Linked DNA regions of Homo sapiens: region 2 is linked to region 1. A link is a loop called in an ENCODE intact Hi-C map of the cell type or tissue named here. Cell type or tissue: endothelial cell of umbilical vein. All regions are shown on one strand. Links, peaks and the distances in the headings refer to the core of each region. The heading gives the core; the rest is flanking DNA.

Region 1 (11,485 bases), core at 1,482-9,481:
GTTTCTCCCCATCTTTGTGGTTTTATCTACCTTTGGTCTTTGATGATGGTGATGTACAGATAGGGTTTTGGTGTGGATGTCCTTTCTGTTTGTTAGTTTTCTTTTTAACAGTCAGGACCCTCAGCTGCAGGTCTGTTGGAGTTTGCTGGAGGTCCACTCCAGCCTGATCCTTGCTCTAGAAGCTTCATCTCAGAGGGGCACCCAGTGGTATGAGGTGTCAGTCAGCCCCTACTGGGAGGTGCCTCCCAGTTATGCTACTTGGGGGTCAGGGACCCACTTGAGGACGTAGTCTGTCTGTTCTCAGATCTCAAACTCCGTGCTGGGAAAACCACTACTCTCTTCAAAGCTGTCAGACAGGGACGTTTAAGTCTGCAGAAGTTTCTGCTGCCTTTTGTCCAGCTATGCCCTGCCCCCAGAGGTGGAGTCCACAGAGGCAGGCAGGCAGGCCTCCTTGAGCTGTGGTGGGCTCCACCCATTTCGAGCTTCCTGGCTGCTTTGTTTACCTACTCAAGCCTCAGCAATGACAGACGCCCCTCCCCCAGCCTTGCTGCCGCCTTGCAGTTGGATTTCAGACTGCTGTGCTAGCAGTGAGCGAGGCTCCGTGGGTGTGGGACCCTCCAAGCCAGGAACAGGCTATAATCTCCTGGTGTGCCATTTGCTAAGACCGTTGGAAAAGCACAGTATTAGGGTGGGAGTGTTCTGATTTTCCAGGTACTGTCTATCATGGCTTCCCTTGGCTAGGAAAGGGAATTCCCCCACCCCTTGCACTTCCCGGGTGAGGCGATGCCCCTCCCTTCTTTGGCTCATGCCCCGTGGGCTGCACCCACTGTCCGACAAGCCCCAGTGAGATGAACCTGGTACCTCAGCTGGAAATGCAGAAATCACCTGTCTTCTGCGTTGCTCACGCTGGGAGCTGTAGACTGCAGCTATTCCTATTCAGCCATCTTGGAACTCCCCCTCCTACCCTATCTAATTTTCACATCGGTGCTGCAACGTAGGGAAGTGGCTAAATCTTTATCCCATTTACAAATGAATACACTTTCCCTTGATCACACAGCCGGAGAGAGTAGCGAAGCTGGAATTCAAATGCAGCCCTTTGTCTTTCCATATTGCAATCCTGCTTTCAACTACCAAAGATGTTTTGCTGCTTTTTTCACAAAATGGAAGATGACAAAATACATTCCCCAGCCCTCCATTCTACCCACGTGGAAGTATGAATGATGGGTTGTATTAGTGTCCTAGGTTTGCTGTAACCAAGAACCACAGACTGGTTGGCGTAAATGACACAAATTTATTTTCTCGCAATCCTGGAGAGTCAGCATCAGAGATCAAGGTGCCAGCAGGGTTGGTTCCTTCTGAGTGCTAGGAGAGAAAGATCTATTCCAGGTCTACGATGGTTAATTTTACATGTTGACGTCAGTGAGCCATTGGATGGCCAGATCTCTGATTAAATGTTATTTCTGGGTGTTTCTGGAAGAGATTAACATTTGAATTGGTGGACTGAGTAAAGCAGTCTGCCCTCCTCAATGTGGGTGGGATTCATCCACTCCACTGAGGGCCTAAATGGAACAAGGCAGACTGCCAGTTGAACTGGTGCTCTCAATTCAATTGCCTGACTACATGAGGTGATCCGTCAGTCTTCTCCTGACCTTGGACTGGGACTTCCACCATCAGTGCTCCTGGTTCTCAGGCCTTTGCGCTCAGACTGGAATTTATACCACCCGCTTTCCAGGGACACCAGCTTGCAGATGGGAGATCATAAAACTTCTCAGCCTCCATAATTGCATGAGCCAATTCTGTGTAATAAATGTCATTTTATGTTTCTTTGGAGAACCCTAATACAATGCCGGTCTCCTTGGTTTGTAGATAGCCATTTTCTCCCTTGTCTTCACATCATCATCTTCTTACAAGGACACCAGTCATACTGGATTAGGATCCCACCCTAATGATCTCACTTTCACTTAATCACCTCTATAAAGACCCTGTCTCCAAATAAGGTCACATTCTGAGGTACTGGGGGCTGGGAGTTAATACTTCAACATATGAATTTTGGGAAGAGAGGGGGACCTGGTTTAGCCCATAACAGGGTTTGTGGAGCTGTGACTCATTTCCAACACAATCTTCATTTAAAAAAGGAACCCAAGGAAATGGATTTCAAATGGTGGAATTCTGAGTTGCATGAGTTGGAACTCTAGTTTTCAAAGCCATCCTTATGGGCAGCAAAGGCCCATCCTGCAGTTCTTAATGTTAGCATGTTACTACCTCAAAGGTGTCACACCCTCCACCAAAGGGGCCCTAGCAACTTGTAGAATGTAGGCTATGATGACGACAGGGGATTGTGATGGTGGCCAGGCTGTGGAATCTGGTGAGGCCAAATGTCAGCACCTCAAATGATGTCTTGTGACCCCACCTGGCAGCGTTCTGGTTTTCTGGATGGCAGCAGAGGACAGGGAGATGATGGAAGCCCGGGGTGCGGGAGAAAGTTGCCCGACCTTCCCCAAGATGGTGCCTGGTGACTCCAAGTCTGAAGGGAAGCCAAGGGCTTATCTGGTAAGGGGGCTGCTGTGTCTCACCACCCCCGCCTATTCCGTCAGGGGGAGCAAGAATACTGTAGGAACACATGCTTTGAGCTTCCAGACAACTGCCAAGAACATCAGGTGACATGTACCCCAGCCCTGTAACTGGCACCAGCTGTCACCAGGGACCAGGTAGCCCTCCATAAGATTGTGAAGTCATATGAAGCTGGGTTTGGTCTCCTCTATCTACCTCCCCACTTGGGGTCCTTTCCTTGCTGGGTGGATAGGACCTGGCTCCCCACCATAGCCCTCTTCCTGGTCCCCAAATATTTAGGTTCTCTCAATTCAGACCCTGGGTTTCTTTCTCCCTCTGTAACTTCCTGAAGACCTGGCATCTAACTGACCTCAAAGTCAGGTAGAGTTGAGGATGGGCCCGGAAGTTGCCTCTTTGGTGATCAGAAAAATCACTAGAAAAATGGACATCAATCTACTCAACTCCCAGTGCCTCCACTTGCAACTTTAGGGCACTATTACTTTGTGCTAGTTTGCCCTCTCCTTGACCCGCAGGTCCTGACAACTCCCGGTAAGAGCACTTCTAATAAGAATTCAGCCTAGATCTTTACAATTCAAACACCCCAGTCCACTGCGGCCTGGGGCTGCGGGAGTTCCATGGGGTCAGGGGCAGCCCCATCCTGACTCTTCAAGGTACCTCCCCTCCCTGCTTCCCCTACGCCAGGAGGCAGAGTCCCAGAAGCCAGACTCCTCCTATGACTACTTGGAAGAGATGGAAGCTTGTGAGGACGGAGGCTGCCAAGGGCCGCTTAAATCGCTGTCCCCCAAGTCCTGCCGTGCTACCAAAGGCCAGGCTGGCGACGGACCCAAACCCGCAGAGCTGCCCCCGACCCCTGGGACTGAGCGCAATCCCGAGATGGAGCTGGAGAAGGTGCGCATGGAGTTCGAGCTCACGCGGCTCAAGTACCTGCATGAGAAGAACCAGCGGCAGCGGCAGCACGAGGTGGTGATGGAGCAGCTGCAGCGGGAGCGGCAGCACGAGGTGGTGATGGAGCAGCTGCAGCAAGAGGCGGCGCCCCGCCTGGTGGGTGACAAGGAACGGGGCACTGGGAGGAGGGAGGCCTGGAGCTGAAGTCCCATGGGGCCTGGAGCAGGCGCCCACCTTCCCTGCTTTGCGCGGCACCCCACCCTGCAGATCCTGGATCTCGGCTGAAAGGGGCTGAGCATCCACTCGGGCGGTCTCCAGCCCTCTCCGCCTTGGCTCACTTCCAGAGATGTCTGCTCACTGCCTTAAAGCTCGCTACCCTACCTGGCCAGCTCTGTTAAACAGAGCTTCCACGGGAAGCTGAGATGTGACTCTCTAAGGAGAGCTGAGGCCGGGAGGGTCCCCAGAACCACATCGCCCACCCGACAGCCTTTTTGGTAGCTTCAAGGAAAAGTCTTCAACATTTCCTCCCTCTTCCACCGCTCACAAGTCCTCTCTGCATCTCTTAAAATTTGATGCCTGGAGACTAGACCCAGAATCCCCACTGCACCCTGGCCAGTGGATTTTGATAGAACCATCACCTCCCCGATCAGGGCTATGTTTATTCTGTTGGATCATACTGCCTTCTAGTCAACTGAAACAGCCATCTTTTCACAAGAAGTACACCACTGTTCCCTAATCTGTATTAAATGGGGGATAAGAATGCCTACTTGAGATTAAATGGGATGTGAAGAGCTTAGCACAGTGGCTAGGCTATCATAAGCATTCAATAGTGGAAGATGTTGTTTAAAGCAGTGTTTCCTGCACTTTAAAGTCAGAAAGTCCTGGATTAAAATGCCAGTTATAAACTCCCTGACATTGGGCAAATTACTAATTTCCTTTGAGCTTTGGCTTGCTCATCCATGAAGTAGTACCTACCTCACAGGGTTGTTGTCAGGAATCAATGAGAGAACACACGCAAAGCACTTTGCAATTAGCCCAGCACATTAGGTAAGCACTCAATAAACGTTAGCTACTACCATTTTTATGTACTCATGCAATTCACTTCTTGACCCAAATGCAACAACATACATTTATCACTTTTCAGTTTTATTGGGATATGATGTATTAGCTGTGCTTCCCAGCTCTGAGTCATCCTCAGTTCTGAGAACCATGCCTTCTGCCTTTATCCAAATCATTGCTGTAATTGTTGAGGAGGAAATGACCTAAAGTAAATACCACTAAATGTCTCTGTATAGGTTGGCAATGTTCCATTAATCATCACCCTTGAGTTACATTTTATCCTGCTCACATTTCTCCACCTTATCCAAAAAACGGAGACGCACTGTCAAATGGTTTCCCAAAATTAAGATATTACATTACCTATAGCATTTCCCCAATTGACTGGTCCAGTTTTGTTTCTGTTTTTTTAAGAAAGTAAGGTTGGTTTTGCATCATTTGTTCTCAATGAGCACGTGCTGGCTTCTTAAACAATTATCTTTTTTTCTGTTCACAAAATACCTGCTTCATTATAAACATGAAATGATTTCACTGAACTCAGTCAAGCTTACTGAACTTGGATTTCCAGAATCTTCCCCTGCCCCCACACCCTTTTTGAAAAGTCTAGAAAACATTTGCCTATTGCTTAGACTTTAGCACACTTCCTAATATTTTTGAATTCTAAGTTCCATTTGCAAACTTGTGACTTTTCTCAGTAGCCTGGGATAAAATCTGTCACAAAGTGGAACCTGAAACTATTTAAAGCAGATATGATATTGTAACTATGCCTTTGGCCTGTGTCTCCTCCTAACCATATTTATTTTACCCCCTTTTCAGTTTGAAAATCTTTCTCCTTGCTGGATGAGATGGAAATCTTTGGTATATAGTCCTCTCTCTATTTCTCTCTTCTGCTCAAGAATTAGAACATTGAAAGTATTTTGAAAAGTCTAAAGGGTTTCACAAGCACTTTCTTTTTTAATGAAAGTCATAATGATCACTCATCAGCATTTCAGACTGAAACACGTGCAGACTGCAGACAGGTGGCAAAGTCCAGGGGTCCAGAGCCATACTGAGCCTGCAGAGAACCGTCGGGTCAGCCCCGTCCTCCACTCCCATTAGAACACTGGATTGCTTCCTCTGGTCTCCAACCTTCCTAGCTATTCATTTTAGAGGCAGCATCATCAGGTCATTTTCTGTCCCCTCAGTTTGGTCTAGTTGCCCTCACATTTTATGCAGCTGTTTCAACAGTGATGTGTCCCCATCCTCCAGCCTTTGGTGATAGTTTACAAAAGTGCTTACTTTTTGTGCATTTACTAAAAATTGGGGAGTTGACTTGATGTTGTACCTTCCTCTCTTCTCTTTTTCTGGGAGGGTGAATAGATGGACGGACAGAGAGAGTGTATTGAATTGAAAATACCTCTTTGAGTGTGTTTCTAGCTAGTTTAGGGCATCTCGGTCCCTGCCACCTGGTGCTTTCCAAAAATATGCCATGATTTTTACAAATATTTTAAAAAATAATGCATGGGTTATGCCCTCTTAACTATGGATCAAAATAATATCAGCTTTTGCCTTACTTATACATTGATACTTTCTACAGTTAAAATGAAGACTGTTGGGCCCCAGTTATATAGATTCAAGAAAAGAGCAACCCACAGACAGAATTAGCCAGACAACTCAAGCTGCTTTCCCCCAGCCCAAATACTCTGAGGGTTTAGGGAGACCCCATCACCTATCTCTCAGCACCTGCCTCCAAGAGACACCAAACCCTGGACTGAAGGACCATGGGCTGACCCACGTGATATGTGTCAGGACCCAGGGAGTGAGAAACAGTCATTTATATGCAAGGGACACCATGTCATTGGGCCACTGTCCAGGAAACTAGGTTGAATGTCAGGGCACTGTGAGAGAACACTCCCAAGACCCAACATCCACATGTGGGGCTCTTGGAGTCAGAGGGAGAAGACCCACGTGTGTGGCTCCAATGGGCCGTACAGACCATAAAGAGAAAGGAAGGTGGTGGCCTGGCGCCCCAGTCAGGAGGGATAAGAGCAGCTCAAAAAGTAAAAAATGATGAGTTCCTTCTATGTGCTAGTTACCTGACTAGGAATGTTCATTATCTCACTTTTCCTCCTTGTGATCTTTTGTTTTGTTTTATTTTTTTAAGAAACAGGATCTTGCTGTCTCACCCAGGCTGAAGTTAGTGGCATGAGCATAGCTCACCATAACCCCGAACTCTTGGGCTCAAGTGATCCTTCCACCTCAGCCTCCCAATAGATGGGACTATAGGCACACGCCACCAGATTTGGCTAATTTTTAAATTTTTTTTTATAGAGATAGGGGTCTCACTACATTGCCCAGGCTGGTCTCAAACTCCTGGCTTCAAGCAATCCTCCCACCTTGGCCTCCCCAAGTACTGGGATTATAGGTATGAGCCACCTTGCCCAGCCCTCATGATTTTGGAAATGGGCACTATTACCCTTTCTTTAGGTGAAGATGATGACTTGAGGTCACATACAGGCAGGGTCAGAGCAGGACTGAACCTAGATCTGCCTGGCGCCAACAATGGCATCATCATCTCCACTGTCTTCTCTCCCCCACAGTTTTCAGGAGGCCTCCAGAACTTCCTGCTGCCCCAGAACCAGTTTGCCATGTTCCTGTACTGCTTCATCTTCATTCACATCATCTATGTCACCAAGGAGATGGTCTTCTTTCTCTTCGCCAAGCACTACCTATTCTGCATTGCAGCCATTTTGCTCTGTTTGATTAAAACTTTCTGGTCATACTTCCAAGTGCCTTTGCTCTCTCCCTCACTGGGAACCCTCGCCCCTGCCATGCTAGAGTGTTATCCGTGCATGATCCCAGCCTCCCAGGCACCTCCTTTTTTCACTTTGTGCCTCTGTCCAATCAGAATCCACTCTTAGGAAGGGCCCTGCTGTCAGTCATTTACACCTGAGAGTGAAGAAACACGTTCATGCCCCTTATACAGAAACTGAGTTCTCACTGTGGACATGATGCCTTATCCCAAGAGGACGATTTCAGATGTTAGCAGGTCAGGGAGATATCTGCAGGGAAGGTGGGTTTAGAACACCTTTCCAGAACCATAGAAGTACATCATGACCAAGCTGGCTTGGGTTTCACCACATCTACTCATGTTCATAGACCTCTGAGGGGTGGGAAGCCTGTGATTTGCTTGGGAGCAGCCCCCGCCCCCATCTTCTGCAAAGATGTCCATGTCCTAATCCCCAGGATCATGAATACTTTATATGGCAAAAGAGGCTGAGATGTGATTGTGTTTAAGGACCTTGCAGTGGGGAAATGATCCCAGATTATCCAGGTAGGCCCGCGGTAGTCACAAGGGCCCTTGTAAAAGGGAGGCAGGAGGGTGCGAGTCAGAAAGGAGATGTGACCATGGAAGCAGGGGCCAGAATGACGTGGGACTGCGGGTCAGGGAACATGGGAAGCCTCTAGAAACCAGAAAAGGCAACAGAAGGATTCTCTGCTAGAGCCTCCGGAGGGAGCCCAGCCCTGCCACCCCATGTTAGGCTCCTGAAGCCAAGATGCCCAAGCTCCCTCCAGCTTGCCAACATGGCAGGATACCATCACCAGGCCACTGGCCAGGACTCATTTAGCACTGGGCCTGAGGAGACTTGTACACAGCTGGCCTTCAGACAGCATATGGTCAAAAAGGAGAGGCAGTGAAGCTCCAGCGAGCCTGGCACAGGCCTAGCTGAACCTGGTGGACAAGGGGTACCCCTATCACTAAGCTGTGTATCCCCTGGGTGAGGCATGTGGCAAAATAAGGGCATACTCCTAGGGGACATAAGGAAGGAGGAATTAAGTGCCTGATTAGACCCAGAGGACGTCATTAATTCTACTCTATTAGAAAGCTGGACATGGAAAAAAAAAAAGTTGACACACACCCCCACCCCGTACCCACCTACTAACCCAAGCACACAGACTCACAAAAATGCAGAAAGGCTAACCCAGAAACAAATACACTGACACAGAGATACAAAACAAGTATACAGTTGTCCACAGTAGAGAGGTTTACAGCCCCTCAAATAAACACACAACAACCCAAAGGAACAGACTTTGAACACCAGAAGGCTCACGGTCAGGCACAAAGTGAAGCTGCCCTGCAAGTATGCAACAAAGGGGTTCAACTCCCCCAGTCACCAGCCCCTCAGCCCTTCAATACACACACTCCTTGCAGACTGTCGGCTACTCTGAGCCCAGCAGCCCAGCCACGATGGCTGGCTGTGCCACAGGACACTTTAGTGATAATGTGGCAAACTGAATGAGGCTGGACACAGCTGTGCAATTAATCAAGTCTTTACTGACCCCTTCTCTCCTCTGGCATAGGGCTCTGCCTTAAGAGTGACAAGAGAATAAGTTTCTGTCTCATTGGGCTCTCGAGCGACTCTCAGTAAAATCACGTGAAAAAAATGACTGCCTTGGGACTTCAATGTCAGTACACATTATCATGCCATGTAAGTCCATGGTGACTTCTCATTTCCCACCCAACTCCATATATCCAATCCCATTGATAGCTGCATGTGACAGGTACTTAATTTGGAAGTGATAAAAGTATCATTTCTCATTAAACTTTCAAGGAAGGGCCGTTGTGGTATGGGTCACTTCTTCTGATCATTTTATTTGATCTGGGTTTCTGCCCCATGGGGTTGAGGTGAGAGAGATGGAGATAAGGATAGCAAAAAGTTTAAGGTCCACCTGTTTACCTTCTTAGAGCAGACAGAACTGGGCATTTATAAAACACACACACACACACACACAAACCAAAACACCCAAGTGCGTAAGGTCATTTAATCCATCCATCTGTTGCCAGGTAAAACTAGACTTAAATACATTCATTTTTCTTAATCTTCAGAGAAAGTAAACTCCCCTGAACGGTTAAGTGAGCATCTCATCCCACATGTTTAGCCACAGGCATGAAATCTACTCTTCCCTATTGTGTTTGAATACTGAAGCCACTAGCCTCAGATCTGCCCTCTAGGAAAATGAGAACTACTCATGGTCACTCCCTAAACTTAGAACAGATCTTCTGATTCAAATGCAAAGCAGAAAATCAGAAGAGAGAGGGAGGCAAAGGATAGGAAAAAGGCCCAGCTAAGCAGTTACCAGCCAGGTAACAAGCCAATGTACAAGCGCCTCTTCAGCACCAATGCTAACATACCATGCGCCCTAAGTCCCTAAGGAGGCTATCTTCACCAAAACCCTGCAGGTAGAAATGTATATCATCTCCACTTCACAGCCAGGGATACCGAGGTTCAGAGACGTTAGACTTAACTGAGATCATCCCAGAGCACATGTTCTTTCCATGTTACCCTGCTCCCAAGATCCTACCTTGGGAGGATCTCACAACCTTGCTGGGGAGATGAGTTTAACACACATGAAAATGTAAAGCAGCTATCAGTACACAGACCTCAGCTATAAACGAGATCATAGAAGAGCTCCCTGGAGCCCTGGGTGATAGAGGAAGTCTTCTTAAAAGACGAGCTCATAAGGCTAGGTAAGCCCGAACAGGTGGAAATCAGGAGGGATACCTCACACAAATGAAGATTAGGGTGGGAGTGTGTAACGTGTATCCAGGAGGGAAGGGTCACTCTTGCTCCAGGGAATGGTGTACAAGGTAACAGGCCTGGAAAATTGGTTTGGGGCTAAGTGTTAGGGAGCCTTGAATATTGGTCTGAGGAATATAAACTTAATCCCTTGGGAAATAGGCAATACACTAAAGATTATAGAGTGGAATAGTAATTCAAAACAGATAAATAAAAGCCTTCCTCCTCCTTTAATTCCTGGGGGCCGCTTTTTTGCCTGGACCTTCCCGTTTCCAGACCAAAAACTTTCTGAGGTCCTGCGTTTGAGGATTACTTTCAGCTGTAAAAGAAATCCAGCCACAATGGCTTCACCAAATAGAGGTTTGTGTTGCTCACATACCAAGAAGTCCCAGGTAGTCCATCCACGGCTGGTGAAACTGCTCTCAGAAGTCATAGAGGACTCAGGTGGTGCCTTCCTCCACCACCACAGGGCTCTTATCCTCAGCCCATGGCTTCCCGCCTCAGTGTCAAGTTGGCTGAAGCAGCTCCAAGTACCAGGTCCGTTACTCCAGGTCAGAAAAGGAGCCGCCTTTTAAAAGCATCCCAGGAAGCCCCACCCAGAGACTTCTGCTTCCGTGCCATTGGTCAAACTAAGGTCATGTGGCTGCACCTATCTGTAGGGTGTCTGAGGTGGTAAGGTTTTTGCGTGGACACTGTTGCAGCCTCAAACAGAATTAGAATTCTGATAGTATGAGTGGAGGGGGGAGATACTGAATTAAGCAAATAACTGGTGTATCATCCCTAATTCCTTAGGCCCAGCTCCCACTCCCTTCCTGAGCTGCTGAGCCAGAAAGCCTTGATGGGGTTGAAACCATCAGATGGAGCACAGCCGTAGCCAATCTGGGCCGGGCCACTGCTGCACTCTGCTTTAAGGAAGAGTACTGCATACCACAGCAGGGAGGTCATGGTTTTCCCTGGCCACACGCCTGGAGCCACTCTGCCTTCATCCTCCTGACCTCTGCCTGAAGCCCATGACCTGACACAATCAGGGCAGCAGACTGGGAAGGGCACTCCTCTCTGTGCTGGGTGCCCTCAGCAGAGCTGCAAGGGGAGGCAAGTTGGACTCCAGAGCCCCTTCCCTTCCTGATCCCAGATCCCACAGAGCAGAGCCCAGAGACAGTCAGGGGACTGTGATCATCCTATGGACACCAAGCTGCTAAAGTCTATGTATAAGAGATTGCACTCATTGCAAAGGACCACTAAGCTTCAGCCCAAATAATGAAGCACTAATAGTAAAGTTTCAGGCAGGCTTAGGGAGAGAAAGATGGGAAAATCTCTCCTGTTCCCTAAATGGAATATTGTAGGCTGCCCTCCTGAGCCCAAGGACAGGACTACAGTTGGAGAGACTCGGGGGCAGGAGGGTTAAGCCTTGATTC
Region 2 (11,485 bases), core at 1-8,000, 100 kb after region 1:
TGACTGGCCAGGAACTTTCTCTCTGAATCGGACATTTGGATGTCTTCTTTCTTCCAAGAAATGGTGGTTCACATTAAAGTATCATGGCCTTATGTATGCTCAAATGGAATCTTATGTAACTTTCTTATTTAATTTTGGTCTGCTTATTTTTAGATAAAATTGAAAGGAATTGTATAAATCAATTAACATATTAGCTGAGTTGTCCAACACATGGTATAAACGAATTACAACAGTAAACTATTACACATTTCCAACTTGCCTTTGGGGATTTATGAGGATTTTTTTTGGTGGGGGGAGGGGGCTCCAATTCATATCTCTGAAACCCTTCACACTTGGTTTACTAATTCAAAGTTAGAAGTCTAGAATTTGCCCTGCCCTAACAGAAACAGATTAGGAATTTGTCTACACAAACTGGTGTCACCTGTTTCTTGACTGGGATTTGGTTTCCTCATTATAAATATGGGAGGTAGAACAGAGATCTCCAACGTCTCTCCCATTTATCACAGTAATTTTCTTATTCACAGTAATCATTGTTGGATGTTACCTTTTCAGCTTCACATTCTCAAGATGGTAAAAATCATGTATATAGATTATCAGAACTCTAAGCAAAGATGACTGTCACATCTGAAGCTGAGGTGCCTTAGGTACTCTACTGACCTTGATGGGTTTGGAGTTCCCCATTGCTTATCAAGAGCTTTTTAATTGCTTTGGTTCTTTAGTTTTTCTTTTTGCAAAAATCCTTCCTGTCACTTTAACTAAAAACCAAAGATTTGTTTTCTATTGATAAGCAGACTAGAGAAAAACTGCCTTATTTTCAGAAGCATGTCTTCATTCAAAGCTTAGGCTTCAATAGAAATTCAGACTAATCACTGAAATGACTATTTCAAACTAGTGAAATATCTGGGAAATAAACTGCTTCAAAAATATTTTACTGACATGAATTTTGCTAGTGAATACAAATACACTGCCTCAAATAAGGCCATGTATGAATGAACTTACAAGATATTTGAGTTAATCAGTGTTTGCATATAGAGAATTAGTTCTAAAGTTCTTAAAAATAAATTTAGGGGCTCCCTGAAATTTTATTTAATACTTTGCTAACTTACACTCTTGTTTTATCTCCACAGGTACATTTTAGGTTAGCTCATGGTGAATTCTATTTACAATAAGTGGAGCTTGGATTAATGGGTTTTGTTATGAATTATCTTAGTGACTTTAGACACTGTTTCCATTTGATTTTTAACTATTTAAAATACCAAATTAAATACCAGTTTGTTGGTTGTTACTTTTAAATGATTGTTACTTTAACAGTGTCCCTTCTTAACACATGGGGTTACAAATAAAATACTATGCATAGTTTACTATCTACGTAAAGCACTGAACTTTTTACCTTAGTAGTTTTTATTTATTACCCTATGTAAACATTTAGGATAATACTCTTTCCTCTATTTATGCTGAGAGTCTACTAATCATTGGCAAAGTATGAGTCCCTATACTCTGTTAAAAAAAGCTCACTGTTAAAGTATAGGGAGAATAGTAATCCCTCATGAATCCCAGCTAGATTCCAATTTGGGTTACTAAATTGTATTTTAATCATTTTGTAATTTCAGTATGGCTCTTTGTTCTCAAACACATACATACCACCACGCACATTCTTTTAAACAGCTGCCACACCTCACCTCCAACAGAATGCCAAAAATGAAATGTTAAAAAATTTTGTCTAATGAAGGGTTACGGCTTGGAACACTTGGTTATTCATGTTATGTAAATCAAGAAGTGCATGCCATCAGCAAATTAAAATGTGGACTGGCTTTGAAGACTGTTAATGATGGGTCAGGCTTTGTACTTACAAGAGTACCTCCTTGGCTTTCCTGAAATAAGCATTTCTTAATCGTAACCCTGTCATTTTTTTAAAAGAGAATTTCTTTAAGGGCCGTTTTCATGATTTTTGAAGATCAAAATAGATTATCAAAATAGGGAACAGCAAAAGGAGGGAGGCTGCCCACTAAGAACTATTCCTCAAGCAAGTTTCCTACTGATTTTCTTATAATTATTCTAAAAATTTTTAAACTACACTATGGCAACAGAATTCATTTGTAAATCCTAGCTTAATCAGGTATTTTCATAATTAGATCCTAAGGTTTTCCTTTAAAACTATTTCCTTATCTCACATACAGACATGTTTCTATTCAACGTTCTTCATGCCACAAATAGGATTTTTTAAAAAAGTGATATCTATTAAATACATAATTCAGCTGCACTGCTATAAAGATTTCTCCAAATTATGGTAATCTGAGATGGCTTTATATAATTATTTTGTTTAAAGAAAATAGGAAACTTAGAACAAAGACATTCATGTAAAGGAAGTCATTCACAAGTGTTTGCCACCAAAATGACAAGGGCCCAAGCACTGGAGGCCAGCCTGGGCAAGATAGTGAGAGTTTTTTATAAATTTACATTTTTTTAGCCAGTAAATAGAAGAAACAACCTATGGTGTATAATCAAATATATTACAACTCAAGTGGGTAAAATTATTAAAATTACCAGGAAGAAGAAAAATCTAATTAAAAAATAAGTGGTACATCAGATGTTAAGTGACCTTAGCCAGCTCATTTTAACATCTGAGCCTCAGTTTCCCCTACAGAACAGGGACAGAAGTACCTACTATACTTAAAATGCAGGGCTGAAGTAATCTCTTAAAATTTGTCATGAAAGCTATAAAGTACCACGTACCAGTATTCTGTATATTACATGTTTTAACTTGAAAAAATTAAACTTACACAAACAGTATTTCTTTGGTCACTGACACTACTATGTAATAAGTAGAACCGGCAGTTTAGAACGAATAGTTCATGAGTAATATACTGTGTGGTAGGAAGTGGTAGGAACTATTCTTTACCCTTGCAAAGCAATCATCTTTTTTTTTTTTGAGACGGACTCTCGCTCTGTCGCCCAGGCTGGAGTGCAGTGGCACAATCTCGGCTCACTGCAAGCTCCGCCTCCCAGGTTCACGCTATTCTCCTGCCTCAGCCTCCCGAGTAGCTGGGACTACAGGTGCCTGCCACCACGTCCAGCTAATTTTTTTGTATTTTTAGTAGAGACAGGGTTTCAATGTGTTAGCCAGGATGGTCTCGATCTCCTGACCTCGTGATCCGTCTGCCTCAGCCTCCCAAAGTGCTGGGATTACAGGCGTGAGCCACCGCGCCCAGCCATAAAGCAATCATCTTTAATACATGCTGTTCTTCATGTGAAATGTCTGTTACAAGAGCAAATTCAGGAGCTGTACAACATACTGGCATTACGTTAACCATCTGTATCCTTACCTCAGAAGGTTACCCTGCTGCTAGCTGTCATTTTTCATAAATTCGAAGAAACAAAATTTTAAGTACAGATAGTGGTTTTAAACTAATCATTGGTAGGCATTTGTGTTAATTTTTAAAGGCTCATATGAATGACTCCATTCATTCGAAACTATTTGTGGAGCCCCTACCTTAACCCAGCAGTTAAAGGTGTAAACTAAGATTAAATTATTTAATTTTGGATACATTTTAGTATAAATTCTTAAAAATGTGTTCCAATATAATAAATATTACTTATAATTTTGGGGGAGATTTACACTGTCACAGATAACATGGAGAAACTGACCTATCTGCAAATCAGAACACCTACAGACATTTAGAACAACTCACAACCATTAGGATTACTGTCTCTCTCGAGATAAAAAGGAAGATAAAATCCAGTTCTCAATCTCTCATGAGCTACTTTTCAATATGTTTGTTTTGTTAATTGTGCTTATCACAAATTTGCATTTGCATGACTGAGAGAGTTCATCTTTCAAAGCCTGCTGACCTACTGGTTATAAATAATCATTTATATTCTCCTCCAAAATTGGTCTTGAACAGTATGTTTTTCCAGATATTCCTAAAGTAAATGTTATTGTCTGATACAGGAATACATGCACAAATGAATCTACTCATTGGGATACATTTCTCTAGTTAAAAATCTACACTCATCCATGTATACACTCTCCTGTGACTAAGAATACTACTTTAGGAAGAGTTATTTGCGAAGGGGTGTGTAGTTCCTGGTCTGGAATTCTTGTCAAAATGACACTAAAAGGTTCTGGTCACAACTCGTGCAAACGAGTTAACTTGGCCAGCATTATTCTCTCTAACATGAAAGTCCTGTTAGCAGAGCATTATCAACATGATTACCCTACGATGAACACGCCTTTTCAATCCAAAACCATTTCATGCCAGTTCAATGTTAACACATTTTTCTCATGCTTGAAACATACAAACCATATTCATATAAATGAGTATTTTATTTTGGTCTAAAACACAGTATCATCCCTTTGGTAATGGAAATACCAATTAACGTAAAAACCTGCAGCTCTTCAATCAATCAAATCCATAATCTTAGTTTTAATCTCCCTCCAGCATTTTGCAGTAATTCATGTAGTTATAATCCTATGATTCCTAGTTTCAACTTATGAAAGAATTATCTGTGGCATCTGTGACTTTAGGAAATGAATATACATATTTCACAAATACTAGATTTCTAACGTGGTAAAACTGAAAAAAAAAAACCCAAAAAATTTTTAAATACAACAATGCCTCATTTATCTGGTGTCTGTTGAGAATAAGTACAAATATTTTAAAACAACTTTAAATTGTTTCAAAGACGATCTCAGGTGTCTAAAATTCAAAATCTCCAAATTCAGTTATTTAAAATACTTTATATCAATTTTCCTTTTTACCTTCGTAAGAAATAAGCATCCTAGCCGAGACTTGATTATTTGGTTCAAATATTTTTAAAGATTGTAGCACTGAAGTCCATAGTTTAAAGGCATGTGTGGATTTGTTAGGGACAAAATCATTGCATATTAGCTTTAAATATTCTCCTACAAATAAATTACGGCCTAAAATACAGACACCACCACAACGGTCAAGGCATGTAATGAAAACAATGTGGGGAAAGAAATGAAATATAATAAGTAATTTAGCTATTCCAAAGAGACCTAAGCTATGACCATTTTTTAAAAAGAAAAGCTATGTTTTAGTTTCCAGCAATGAAAAGAATCATGGTGTAGTGGGGCTCTCATGTGAATCTTAAGTCTCCCTCTTCCCACCTGAGTAATGCTAAGCAAGATGTGTACTCCTCCCCTCTCACACTTGGACTTTCTAGTGTATAAAATGGGAGTAAAACCTACCTTGCACTACGGTTGTCAGGATTAAGTTACTCATTTCACAGTACCAAGCCCCCTGCAGGGTACATGGAGAGATCTATAAGTGCTACGTTTTCTTTCTACTGTCATCTGAAATGTCAGACAGGATTGAAAATTATGTGAAATCCAAATACCCTAAATTGGCATAACTAAATACCAGAGAAATAGATAAATTAACAGTCCACTCTACCAACTGAAAGACTGCTGGGCAGAAAAAATAAAACAACAAACTGAGACAATTAACATATTCTCTAATATATGAGAACTCAAATAAATCATGGAATTTGCATTTTTTGAAGGCTAAAAATATAGTCATTAAACTATGTCTTTTCTAGGTCACAAATGCCTGTAACATTAATTAAGTAATAACCATGTGTCAGGTGCTGAGCTAGGTATTTTAGAGGGATTTTATTATTTCATCCTCACTAGCAAGTGACAAAGCCAGGATTTCAACCCAGTAATCTGATGCCAGAACTCCTAATCATCATGTTACCTGCCTACCCATTAATAAAACGTGAGTTTAAAAACCTCATGGTCAATTTCCTGTGCTCAGAATAACCAACAATATTTCTTAACCTTCCACTAATTTTTTATAACATGAAATACTAGCCATGTTTTGACAAGACATTTTCCAGATGAAAAACCTCATAGCTACATATTCTATGAAATAGTTACAGCATATTAAATCTAAATCACAGTTCAAATCTAAATTATTAAATAATTAAATTCCAGTCCTGGGTGTATTTAAGTATCTGTTGTACTTACTTACACAGAACATATGCTATGCATACAGTAATAACAACAAATACTTATTGATTAGCTATTTAGTTACAGCAGATAAAGAATCAAATTATAAAATACAAAGGTTTTCTGTAGTCCAAATATTTATTTTGTCAGCAACTATAAGCTTTCTCTAGAAGTTGAAAAAGCCTATCTGGATTATGGGAAATTCAAATATTTGTTTTCTTGCTGAGATTTTAAGGCAAATAAGGTAGAGGCAAGAAGATGACTTTAAAGTATTAAAACAACAACAAAGATGACCAACAGTATAATGGGTAGCTACCCTACCATATTCTCTTTAACCATATCCCCTTGCTGCCTTCTACAAAAGAAAGGCTTCCTCCAACTATAAAGATGCCTAATCTTTCATCACTTGCCATTATTTAAAATCACTTAAGATTTATATTAAGTTAAAAAACTTTTACATTGAGATCACATATTTTCAGTGGGCCTTTCCAGTCATTTAATGAAGAAATTATTTTAAACATAAAAATATGCTTGAAACAGCTCATTACAGAATCCACATCACTATAATCTTATGCTTGGCCTCAGGAATGTTATACAATGGTTTGAGTTCAAAGTAAAGAAAACTGAATTAAAACATGTAGTAGATTTTGTGGGGTTTTGTGTGTGTGTGTGCATGTGTGTGTTTTTAAAGGTACAATTGCTTAACCAGATATTCCTGTTTCTCTGACTGGAATATAAATAAAACCAGAACACAATCCAGAAAAGCTTGCTTTACCACAAGCAGATCAAATCGGTATTGGGCTACAAGGAACACAGAACAAGAATCTCTTAATACATGTTCTATTTTAGATAATAAAGTGTATACTGTATTGTCTTCTCATGAAATTTTGCTCTAACAACATCTCCACTTTTAGAAAATGCCATATTCCCTTATCTGATTTATTGCTTCTCTGGGAGATGCTGTTCTGTGGAGTTAGAATTATTAAAAAATAACAATAACAAAAAAACAAACAACCTTGTTTGCTGGAAATAAAAAGTGAAAAAAAAACCTCATTTCTTTAGTTTATTAGTAAATAACTGCTAAAAGGGCAAGGAGCAGATGAGTGCTATATGAATAAAAGATTTTTAATTATACATCAATTCTATCATTCCCTCAACAATACATTTCATAATTTAAAAGGTTTACAGTGAATACGTGGGTCATTAACTTGGAATATTCTAAAAACAACCCAATAGTAAAGATAATTACATGGCCAGTAATATTCCAGCTGAATGAAACACTCTTAATGGAAACCAACACTTGTTATGTATTTAAATTAGATTTAAAATTAAATTAATTTCCAGCTACCTAGAAAATCTTTTTAAAAAGTCAGTAATTCAAATGGAAACTTTACATTAATTTAAAAAGTAATACCATCAATTTGGATCTAGTTCATCCTTATTGTTAACAAGCACTGAGGGAGAAAAATGGGTCATCAGCTAAAAGCCTGAACAATCCCAAAATGGGTGACTGAACTGTAAATAATTAAGATATATATTTTCTAAGCAAACCTAAACACATATTTTATAAAGCACATATATTCATTCCTCTTAGTTCAGTTTCTACTACTGCACTGTCTTGTAAACAGAAAAGACTTAAATTATGTGTAATATATCAAACCTTTACACTCTAATGTATTGCATCATATACAAAATGATTATTATATCTTACCAACTCATTAAAGCTAATGTCCCATAGTACTTTATTTATCAATACTTTCTATTTAGATTTAATTGCATTACTTGATAGCAATGAATCTACACAGTTTCAATTTTCTGTGTATACTTTTCAATGATTTTGATTGTCCTCCAATTTAGAAATCACTGACACTCTGTTGAATGACATCAAGTATGGATGACTTCTATAAGATGTCAACTTAAGAAACCTTTACTAGCACCAAAAACTTGAGATGGGAATCTGTGACGATACACACACCAAACCTCCAAGGATTTCTCTAATATAGTGATGAAGAGTTAAAACAGGGAAGGGCAAACCTATCAGACCTATTAAACATGAAACAACAATTTGACTTTCGGGGAGACACGACATCTAACTGAAAGCACAAAGAATAGAGCTAAATGTAGGCAGTTATGTGCAAGGCACACAATCTGGATCCCACATTTGGCAAATGAGGTATGTATCAAAGATTTAATTCATCAATTCATTAGGTAGGACTCTACCCTACAGAGAAAATTGGACAAATATGCAAAGATGTATAAGTATGATAATGACCATATTTGATAATAAAATAATAATAGTAAAATAGGAAATGACCTAAATGTTCTTTAATAAAAAACTGGTACAATATTTTACACAAATAATCGAATATTACATATATGTAAGTTTTCATTGACATAGAATGAGCTCCATAATATACTGCTGAGGGGAAAAAGCAGATTAAAAACAACATGAATATTATAGTTACAGGCATGGAGAGAGACAGCTGCAAAAATTATCACCAAAAGCAAATGGAGGTTTCCTCTGGGTGGTTGGGGAGGAAAGTAATTTTTACTTTCTTCCTTAGAATTACTAATATTGCTTTAATTTTCTAAATAAATATACATTATCTTCGTGATCAGAAAAAAATTATCTTCATGTTGGAAAAAGAAAGCACATTTATTTTTTAATACCATAATTCTTTTTGGGAGTAATTACTCTGTGAACCTAATTAGAAAAATTCAAGAAGCTATAGATTCAAAGATTTTATCACAGCAGTGTTTATTATCACAAAATACTGGCAATAATCTAAATGATCAATAGTGAATTTGTTAAATAAGTTATAAAGTATATAATGGCATACTACAAAGTCATTAATATTAAGATAAAGATACAGTCATCACTGTAAGTTCAGTGACCTTGGGAATGTTACATACCCTCTAGGTGTCAGTTTCCTCATCTGTAAAATGGGTATAAAAAGAGCACTTACCTCACAGTGCTTTACCTAGCATATCAGCTTTATCTTATTGTGATACAAGACGAAAAATCTGATGTTTGTGAGCTTTCTTGATAACACAGGCCGCTGCTGCAAAAATTACCTTGCTATCTGCTTCTAAAAATTTCAAGAGGAACATTCAATTTGGCCATCAATCAAGTTCAGAAAATATGAATATAAGACCACAAGGGCAATAAATATCAAAGTTGAAAATAGGAAATTTCTGCAGCTATTAACCTAGTTTTTAAAAATTCCTATACTGGCTGGGCTCGGTGGCACACACCTGTAGTCCCAGCCACTTGGGAGGCTGAAGCAGGAAGATCGTTTAGGCCCAAGCATTAGAGGACAGCCTGGGCAAGAGAGTGAGAACCTGTCTTTTTTAAAAACAATAAACAAACCGCCTATATACAATCACAAAATAAGCTTGTTTATTCATCTACACATGTGCAAAAAATAGTGCTAGAAGATAAAACCAGGGCTACCTAGACACCTGTGGCACTGGACAGTCCCCATTAAGAAGCTGCCCAGATTACAGTGACTGATAGAAGTGGTATCCCTACTTAATTGAACAACAAAACAATTTACATATACACACTAGTTTGCTTCATCTGTTTTACTATCATTGTACAAACATTTATTTTGTTGCTTTAAGTAACTGAAACCAACCTGCCATGGTCTTTCCCAATCCAGTGGAATAGGAAGTGCTCCAAGCCATGCTCCTACAAAGCTAGAAATTGTAGTGATCTGGAGACTATTCTCCCATATGGATGTAACTCTGTGAAACACAAATTGGTACATCGTTGGTGGTATATACATGAGCTGCTGGAGAATCCAACAAGCACTAGCACACATTATCAGTATACATATATTTCCTGCTAATTTAAAATGAAAATCTCAAAATGACATATACATATTTACCATGAACTATTAATAGTTAATTGGTAAGAAGATGTAAATGTTTTCCATTGGAAAGGTAATATACAGACGCACTAGGAGTCAAACCATGTTAAAGAGCATTTGTAGAAACAGCTAAGTCTTCCACCCCTATCATCAACTCCTGGTTCCTTTCCCCACAGGCAACTGCTATTATGCTAAATTATTACATATTCTTCCAGAAATATTTTATACAGGCACAAATACACACATAATTTTGTTTTGAAGGATATATGTACATTTGCATAAATACACATGTACATATGTATATTTCTTCAAAACAAAACTCAGATGCATCATGTTATAAACCAAGTTTTGCTTGTTTTTCCTTGTTAACAGCTGTAACAGTATTCCATTGTATGGATGGTGCATCATTTATTCAACCAGTCTTTCTTTTTTTTTTTTTTTTTCAGACGGAGTCTCACTCTGTGTCCAGGCTGGAGTGCAATGGAGCGATCTCGGCTCACTGCAACCTCAGCCTCCCGGGTTCAAGCGATTCTCCTGCCTCAGACTCCTGAGTAGCTGGGATTACAGGTGTGTGCCACCATGCCCAGCTAATTTTTGTACTTTTAGTAGAGATGGGGTTTCACTGTGTTGGCCAGGCTGGTCTCGAACTCCTAACCTTGTGATCCACCCACCTTGGCCTCCCAAAGTGTTGGGATTATAGGCATGAGCCACTGCACCCGGCCTCAACTAGTCTTTCTTACAGCACACTTCATTTATATAAACCAATTCAATTTACTTGGCAAGAAACAGGCAGAGAACAAGAACAAAGTATTTCAAAAGATCTGGTGATTCTGCCTACCGTTCCTATTTACTAAGTGCACATCTGAGAGTGTAAAGGTGGAAAGACTTAATTCTGCCATTCTCTTAGTAGGTGTTAGTTTCAGCCTGGCCCTCATAGGGTGAACACTTCATCATGTAGAACAGGAGTCTGGTTACAGTCAGGTAAAAGCCCACTGCAATGCACTAAGTGGGGTCCAAATATTCAATTGTTTAAATTGCAAGGTGAAGTTATTGAAAAGTAGCCTCTTCTAGATAGTATGGGGGAAAACATTTGTTTTGTTAGATGATTTATTTAACTAGAAACAGGCCAATTATTACACGCAAAATGTACACTGAATTTTAAAAGTCCCAAATGATGACAAGTCAGTTCACAAACCAATCCCTCTATCATCCTCCATCTCATACTCCCCAACTACACAAGATAAGAGCCTTAGCTTGTTTCCATTGAGAAGCAGGGCTAAGAACGGGCTGGAGCCAATCACATATATCCAAATTTGTACTATTTGTAGGGCTTTATTATTCTTTTTTATTTCATGTAACACCTATAAATATAAGTCAGCTTTTTCAACTAGCATTCAATAGAACAGAGATGTGTTCCAATGTTGGAAGGAAAAACTGGCCAAGTTCAATGTAAAGGGAATTGTACTATTTTAGCAATTTAAAGGATTTCCTAGGCCAATTTTTGACTACATGTGGCTGACAATGATGACTAAGCTTCAACTTAACACACACCTCCTCTATACTGTAATACATAAAGTGATGTGCCTGGAAACATAAGGTGTGGTAGAGGTTGAGAGCAGAGATTACTTTCTGTTGGGAA

What was found. Hi-C counts contacts between places; a loop is a spot of excess contacts. Peaks named below come from ENCODE experiments on the same cell type or tissue, not always from the same donor. Only the 100,000 strongest peaks of a DNase experiment are listed, where the experiment ranks them.
Region 2: it touches region 1 in a loop (2.3-fold over the local background); 6 of 110 quality-filtered maps call a loop at or near these places.

Annotation. Positions count from the first base shown.
Region 1 is chr2:46,477,153-46,488,637 of GRCh38, forward strand. TMEM247 (transmembrane protein 247) reads left to right here and starts at 2,413. Exons shown (of 3, transcript NM_001424184.1): 1 at 2,413-2,550; 2 at 3,253-3,612; 3 at 7,092-7,273. The coding sequence starts at 2,434. The coding sequence ends at 7,273. RefSeq lists enhancers at 183-749, 750-1,316, 5,562-5,611. In endothelial cell of umbilical vein, for the core only: no CTCF peak of the experiment used is centred there; a DNase peak (open chromatin) is centred at 4,639; H3K27ac peaks cover 671 bases.
Region 2 is chr2:46,582,863-46,594,347 of GRCh38, forward strand. It overlaps RHOQ (ras homolog family member Q), which reads left to right. Exons shown (of 5, transcript NM_012249.4): 5 at 1-1,826. PIGF (phosphatidylinositol glycan anchor biosynthesis class F) reads right to left here. Exons shown (of 6, transcript NM_002643.4): 5 at 9,613-9,721. It overlaps LOC124906003 (a long non-coding RNA gene), which reads left to right and starts at 10,496. Exons shown (of 2, transcript XR_007086307.1): 1 at 10,496-11,485. RefSeq lists a silencer at 3,125-3,308. In endothelial cell of umbilical vein, for the core only: no CTCF peak of the experiment used is centred there; no DNase peak of the experiment used is centred there.